Regions from separate parts of the Homo sapiens genome. Here region 1 is linked to region 2. A link is a contact called in ENCODE Hi-C data. All regions are on one chromosome and are shown on one strand. Each heading gives the region's core, a stretch centred on a gene start or an enhancer-like site at or near the end of the contact. The rest is flanking DNA. Distances are from core to core; before and after follow the strand shown.

The links. A loop is a pair of places that touch in the nucleus more often than their neighbours do. Pooled maps may share reads with other maps.
Region 1: a map of natural killer cell shows a loop between it and region 2 (13-fold over the local background). The contact joins two enhancer-like sites. A Hi-C loop is called at or near these places in 1 of 168 maps with a recorded cell type or tissue (natural killer cell), 4 of 37 single-sample maps with no recorded cell type and 11 of 50 pooled maps.

What each region holds. Positions count from the first base shown.
Region 1 is chr10:124,717,209-124,720,894 of GRCh38, forward strand. All of the region lies in intron 1 of FAM53B (family with sequence similarity 53 member B), which reads right to left. Among named protein-coding and RNA genes, the nearest start is that of FAM53B-AS1, 15 kb to the left of the region's middle. Within about 2 kb of position 2,128, at least 33 of the 41 ENCODE cell types and tissues checked have a DNase peak (open chromatin) inside an H3K27ac peak, as active enhancers do.
Region 2 is chr10:124,223,161-124,227,113 of GRCh38, forward strand. No RefSeq gene overlaps it. Among named protein-coding and RNA genes, the nearest start is that of CHST15, 130 kb to the left of the region's middle. Within about 2 kb of position 1,596, at least 3 of the 41 ENCODE cell types and tissues checked have a DNase peak (open chromatin) inside an H3K27ac peak, as active enhancers do.

The DNA of each region.
Region 1 (3,686 bases), core at 878-3,377, 490 kb after region 2:
TCAAATAGGATGCTGGGCCAGATAAGCTCCGTTTCTGACTAGTGAGACTCTAACTGTAGTCACGTATCAGCTGTGTGGCTTCAGCCAGGTCTTTATGACTCTCTGGGCCTCAGTTTCCTCACGTGTCACAGGCAAATGGCAACTCTGGAGAGAGCATGAAAATCAATAGATTTGAAGGTACTGAATGAACTATAAGAAAGGACAGTAAGCTGATGATGCCTGTCCTGGAACAACTGCTATGCTGGCCTTTCCAGTCCTACTCAGACCTGACCTGCAGTTCAAGGTCCCAGGAAACTGGACAAAGGCAAAGGCCAAATCCTTACTTGCTGCCATCAAAGTGCCCTGGCTATGACCTCCCATAAAGCAGAGTCGGAGCAGGCCACAGGGACTCTTCCAATGGGTGGGACCGAGGTAGCGGGGAGGTGGTGTTGCAGAACCTGCCCCTCTCTTACATATCCATGGGGTGAGGATGGGGATGTATGCGTGATTGCATTTTCCAAGCTCAATCCTTATGCATACAGGGGCATCTTGGTGTCTTTCAGTGACGCTAACAACAACCTGATTTAGAGGAGTTTCTTGGAGAGCCAGGAAGTTAGCCAGTGACCAGTTTTGACATCTTCATCTTCTAGGACAACTCTCAGGACAAGAATCTCCTTTTCCTTTACAAAATGTTTATGAGCTCTCGGACTCTCCCTCTCCTGCAGGACAATCCACCCCCAGCCCAGGCTACAGACACAGCTTTCCTACCGGTGCAGCTCCAGTCACTCAGCAGGCAGGGAGAAGCATTCCTGTTGGTGTCTACAGCTCTCACAGAACCCCCAAAGACACTGCACAGAGGGAAGGTAATCTCTCAGCAGCTGGGCCTTGGAACACAGCTGCGAGGGCAGTGATCTCTTTATCTAGGAGGCCTGCAGGCTGGTAGCCCCAACACACCGGTCTAAGACTATATCACACTGGGACATGACAGGTGATGCAAGAAGGTCCCAACAAGCTCTGTAAGAACTGCTATAGGCACGAGAGGCACCAGGTTGCCCATGTGCCACCCACTCATCAGAGGTCACATCCTAACCTCAGCTCACACTTCAGGACTTCCCCCTTCCTGATCTGACTGAGTCATATCTACCAACCTACAGGGTCTGTTGTAGAAATTAATCAGACAGGCTCATCAATCACATGGTAAGCCTTCCGCCTTCTCCCTTCTACCCCCACATCGCGCTGCAAGCTCCACCACACATTCGAGAATGCCATCATCTGCCAAAACAAAACTGGAGGGACTCTAAGCTGCCAGGCGGGTCTGTCACATGACAAGTATACCCGAGCTCTGTGGCACCTCTCAGGTCAAACAGCCAAAGCTATCTACCTGACTCCTACTGCAGGGGAGGGTTCTGGAGGGCAGGATAAATTCTAGTAAGACTACTCCCACCACCAGCCACAGCACAATGGCGGGGGAGCCGCTGCATGTGTAACAACAGCCATCTGTCTATTCACAGATCAAAATAGCACCAGATTCTTGCCTCTTAAGGCAGAGAAAGAGATTTCTGCAAAGAAGGGCTTCACCGCCAGGCGCAGTGGCTCACGCCTATAATCCCTGCACTTGGGCAGGCTGACGCAGGTGAAATGCTTGAGCCCAAGAGTTCAAGACCAGCTGGGCAACATGGAGAAATCCCCATCTCTATAAAAAATTTAAAAAATAGCCAGGTATGGTGGCATACACCTGTGGTCCCAGCTACACAGGAGGCTGAGTAGGGAGCCAGGAAGGTCAAGGCTGCAGTGAGCTATGATAGCAACACTTCACTACAGCTTAAGTGACAGAGAAAGATCCTGTCTCACAAAAAAAATAAAAAAAAAGAAGAAGAAGAAAGAAGGAAGAAGACGAAGAAAGGCTTCATGAAGTCCTAATTCAAAGCTAAGTCCAGGCATTTGGCTTTAAATTACTTAGAACTGGCCACGGAATTAATCTAAGAAGTTTGGAGGAACAGCTGCTCAACGGGTCTTGAGCTCCTTCTTTATTTTTTGGCATGCCATGGGGGTGGGGGAACAGGAGAAGAAAGGGGCACCTCATTTGCAAACACTTGCCCCACTTCCTTCTAAGCACTCTGGATATGACAATCAGGCCTCCTGACTTAGGGCAAAGACCTGGGTGGAGGGGTGTTAAAGAGGAAATGACACAGCCAACCAGAGTCACCCGGCTTTAAAGCAAACACCTTGGGATGCCAAGGTGAACTCTTCTCGGCTTTTCGTTACAGATCTAAGCGAGAGTCAAAAGACTCTGGAAGAGTTAACCCAACTTCCAAAAATGAGTAATCATCTTCCTCGTTAGAAATGGCCCAGGCTCCAGAAACAAAGATTCATTCTATTGTTTGTCCGCAGCACACCCCAAAATGCTTGAAAGACTGCCAAGTACACCAGCTGCGGCTATAGCTGTCACTGTCCCCCTAGTGGAGCCATCTGAACCAGGCTTGGTTGTACTTCCCTTGCTCTCAGGAAGCTCATTCACTAAGTCAGCAGCAAAACTCTAAAGCCAGGCCTCTGAGCACTCCTCCATGCACCTCCCAAACCAAATGTGGACTGGCCTTCACCTCGCTGTGGAAAGGGGTTCTTCCCCAGTGTCATCTGGATGGAGTTCAAAAATGTGCAGGAGAAGGAAAAGTTACACATCAAAAAACCAACACGGCCGGGCACAGTGGCTCACGCCTGTAATCCCAGCACTTTGGGAGGCCAAGGCAGGCAGATCACCTGAGGTAAGGAGTTCGAGACCAGCCTGGCCAATATGGTGAAACCCTGTCTCTACTAAAAATACAAAAATTAGCAGGGTGTGGTGGCGGGCGCCTGTAATCCCAGCTACTTGGGAGGCTGAGGCAGGAGAATTGCTTGAACCTGGGAGGTGGAGGTTGCAGTGAGCCGAGATCGCGCCATTGCACTCCAGCCTGGGTGACAAAAGAGAGACTTCATCTAAAAAAAAAAAAAAAAACAAACAAACCACCAACACTGGCCACCTCGATCAGGAGCAGACCCAAGGGAGGTGGCATAGATATGTTCTCAGACTTAAAAATAATAATAATACCAGCCTAGGCAATATAGTGAGACCTCGTCTTGACAAAAAATAAATTAGCCAGGCATGGTGGCATGTGCCTGCAGCCCCAGATACTCAGGAGGCGGAAGCAAGAGAATCACTTAGGCAAGCCAAGGCTGCAGTCAGCCATGATCACACCACTGCCTCCAGCCTGGGCAATAAAGTGAGGTCCTAGCTTCGAAAATAATTTTTTTTTAAGTCATAAAATGTAAAAACAAAAAAAGAAACCCTATCCGACTGAATAACTGGATGGGATCAGAATTGATGAAATTTAACAAGTACTGGTCAGAGGTTGACATTGAAGCACCAAAACCCAGTTTCCAGTGTGCTGGATGAACAGTTAACAGCATGCCACCAGTCCTGACAAAAGCCTGCGTGGCAGGCAACTGTACTCATTCATTCAACAAACCCTTACTGAGTGACTACTTTGTGACTGCTGGGATGATGGTAGGGGCTGAAGACATGAACATACATAAGCCACAGTCCCCTCCCATGGAAGTGAAAACTATTAACAACTGATGGATGAGTGAAATAAAAACTAAATTAAAATGCACTAAAAGGCAGAGGGTATTATTAAAATATCTTGATAAAAATAGCATGATAAAATAACTGG
Region 2 (3,953 bases), core at 346-2,845:
ATCCCATCCCAGCCTCGGATGAAGAGCAAACCCTGAGGCAAGAGAGGATTGGGGGAGATTGACGACGATGCAGCTGGCTGCCAGCAACATCCCTGGCACCTAACATGCATTAAAGCTCATTATGTGCCAGGTTTCGTGCGAAACCTTGTAACTGCATTAGCACATTTATCCCTCAATCCTATGAGGTGAGAACCACTTTATCCCCATTTTACAGTGGAGGGAACGGAAGCCAAAAGCAATTAGGTTTCCTGCCTGGAGTCACAAAGCAGTCAAGGCTGGGCCAGGAGTCCAACCCAGGTGGTGTGACAGGCAGTCCGGACACTCTCCCGGCCACTTGGGCATCCTTGCACAGCTGAAGAGCCTGGACAGTAAGGGGAGGTACCACGCAAGGGCAGTGATGACAGGGCACAGCATAACCCTGCACCCCCTTACCCAGGCCTCTTTATAGATGCCCAGATTTGGGGCAGAACTGCCTGGCTGACTTTCCTGCATCAGTGACATTTGACACCTGACCTGGGAGGTTTTGAAGTGAGGAAAACTGATGACACATTTCTGCACATTCCCACTGTTCAATGCCAGCCGAGAACACTCTTGAGAAGTACAAGGGGTTTGGCTAAATCTCCTGCCTGGAATGGGACAAGAGCAGGTAAGAGGCAGCCCCCCTGTACACAGAAGCATCGGCAGGCAGGGTCATACGCATTCCCAGCAGGTTGTGCAGAGGTAGGCTCCTGGGTCAGCGGGAGGAACCCAAACACTGGTGATGACAAGGGCATGCCCAGGCCTTCCTGTGCACTTCCGAGAGCCAGGGCCTGGAGATGGGAACATGTAAGCCAGGCCATGAAGCACTGAGAAGTCTGTTTAACTAAAGTGGGCAGGGATGCTCAAGGACCCACCAGGAGATGGAAGGGGCTGCGGTCAAAGGCCCTGACGCTGGAGGTTTTCAGTCTCACCCCCTCCTTTCTGGCAGTAGAGGAATTCTGAGTGTTTCCCATCTCTTCCACCTCCTCATTTGCTGCTGTTTTCCAACCCTTACTTTAAATTCCCCACCAACATACACATGCACACACAAACACACAGCTTCTAGAGCCCCATCTCCATATATCAAGTGAAAAGAGTGATTTTCATGGGTAAACCTTGTTTCCCAAGGATGCAGCCTGGCCCTTGGTCAATGTGAGGGGAACTTAACCAGCTCCTCCAAGACTGAGATTTGGCTTCGAGTTCAGCATGGAGCCGGGACCCCCAGGGCTGGTCAGTGAAAGTGAGTGGAGCTGAATACCAACAGGGCTGGGGTGGAGTGGGTCCAGGGCCCACGCCACAGCCCTGGCTCTTTCCACGCTGCGGTGGCCACCTCAGCCCCAGCCTGTGTCTGGGATGCTGTCGAAGTAGCGAAGTGCTTCATGCACCAGCATCAGGTGGCCGTGATCAGGCTATGGGTTTAACGCAGCATGAAGATGGGTGGGGAATGGGATCACCTCTCTCTGCCTGCATCCCCCAGACCCTGGAGTCTGCTCCACAGAAGGCAGAAGCTGAGTGAGTGAGCTGGGAGGCCCGGGAAGCATATCTCCAGTGCCATTCCCAGTCTGGGCACCAGCCTCCTCTGCGCCCTGCGGGCTACGGGCCAGCCCCTGGGCTCCAGCCTCCCACGTACGATGCCTATTTGGAAGTGAACCAGGATAGAATTTCTAAGGGTTGAGCCACCTTCCTGGGATCACTTGCTGAGTCAGATGCTGCCAGAACCACAGAATGTCCCCAAAATTCACAAGACACCCATATCCTTTCTCAGGGCACCGGCTCATTTATGTGCAGGCTGAAGCTATTTGGTTTGTTCTAAAAAGCGTGGCACCAGCAGCTTCAGTTAAAGAGATCGCAAACTTTGCAGACACAAACAACTTGAAAAATAGGTCAAATCCTGTTTTGTACATTCACAGGGCTGCCTTTTCCAGCGTTTCTCCCTAAAATCAAATCAGCAGTGTATGTAAATGAGTTGAGAGAATTCATTACGTTAATTTATCTAATTTTGGAGGCAAACCTGAAACAAACAGCGCCTCACTTTCTAACACTCAGGCCCTCATAGAATATTGATTCCTGAGTTTTACTGGCCTTGCACGAAGGCCTTTTTATAGCCCCAAAGGAATGAGATCATCAGTTTCCTCAGGCATACAAATGTCCTGCTCAGAGGCCCTGAGACAGCATTCTCCAAGGTCATTTCAAGGGATGGCTGGCATGGTAGACCACCCAAAGCTCAGATTTGGGAGTCTATGGGACGTGCATGCAGAAGCACTGTGCCTGGGGCCACCGATCCCAGCAAGATCAACAGCTGCGAATGGCAAGTGGTCCCAGCAGAGGTGGCGGTGAGGTCCATATTATTTCAGGATCCTGGCAGTGTTCATGGTAGTAAGCTGTGGAATTAAGAATATTTCCAGGGCCAAGGCTGCCAGCAACAGAGCTGTGTTCATGGCAGAAAGAAGCCCAGACAAACAGTGATGGCTTCATCACCTCCTGCCTCTCAGTGGGCCAGTGTGATGTCCTCAGAATGATACATTTCACTGTGAAGAACCCCAAATTCCCATGTGACCCCGGAGCCAGCCGTTTTAGCAGACTAACCATGATTTTCATCCAGTTTTGTGAACAGTGATTGCCACTGCTGGCCAGTCCCTCAAGGCAGCCAAGTAGGTGCAGGACTGTATTTTATATTTGGAAGAACACAAGGAGCTCTGTCTGACCCCAAATGTCTCTTTGCTGCCTGTTGGTAGCTGGGGCCAAGGGTCTCCTGCAGCTAGGATCACAGGCCTTCAAGATGGGTGCAAGGCAGAGCACACAGAGCTCAGGGCACGCGGTGGACTGCTTTGCAGTCCTTGCTCTGCCTCGGAATACCGTGTGGAATATTGTGTACAATACCGTGTGGAATGCCATGTGGAATATTGTGTGGAATACCGTGTGAAATACCATGTGGAATATTTTGTGGGATACCGTGTGGAATATTGTACGGAATAACATGTGGAATAATGTGTGGAATAATGTGTGGAATACTGTGTGGATACCATGTGGAATAACGTGTGGAATACGGTGTGCAACACAGTGTGGAATACCATGTGGGATATTGCGTGGAATACCGTGTGGAATACAGTGTGGAACATTGTGTGGAATACTGTGAGGAATATAGTGTGGAATACTATGTGGAATATTGTGTGGAATACCATGCGGAACACTGTGTGGAATAACGTGGGGAATATTGTGTGGGATACCATGTGGAATAACGTGTAGAATATGGCGTGGAACACAGTGTGGAATACCACGTGGAACATTGTGTGGAATACTGTGTGGAATACAGTGTGGAATACTTTGTGGAATACCGTGTGGAATATTGTGTGAAATACCATGTGGAATATTCTTTGGAACACTGTCTGGAATACCATGTGGAATACCCAGTGGAATATTGTGTGAAATACTGTGCAGAATATCGTGTGGAATACCGTGTGGAATACTGAGTGGAATACCATGTGGAATACCGTATGGAATACCATGTGCAGTACCGTGTGGAATACTGTGTGGAATACCATGTGAAATATCGTGTGGAATACTGTGTGGAATAACATGTGGAATACTGTATGGAATACCGTGTGGAATACCATGTGGAATATTGGGTGGAATACCGTGTGGAATACCAGGTGGAATGCCGTGTGGAATACCATGTGGGATACCATATGAAATATCGTATGGAATACCCTGTGGAATATTGTGTGGAATACCACATGGAATATTGTGTGGAATACATTATGGAATATTGTGTGGAATACCATCTGGAATACCATGTCAAATACCGTGTGGAATATTGTGTGGAATATCATGTGGAATATTGAATGGAATACCGGGGGGAATACCATGTGGAATACCATATGGGATACTGTGTGGAATACCATGTGGAATATTGGGTGGAATACCATGTGGAATAT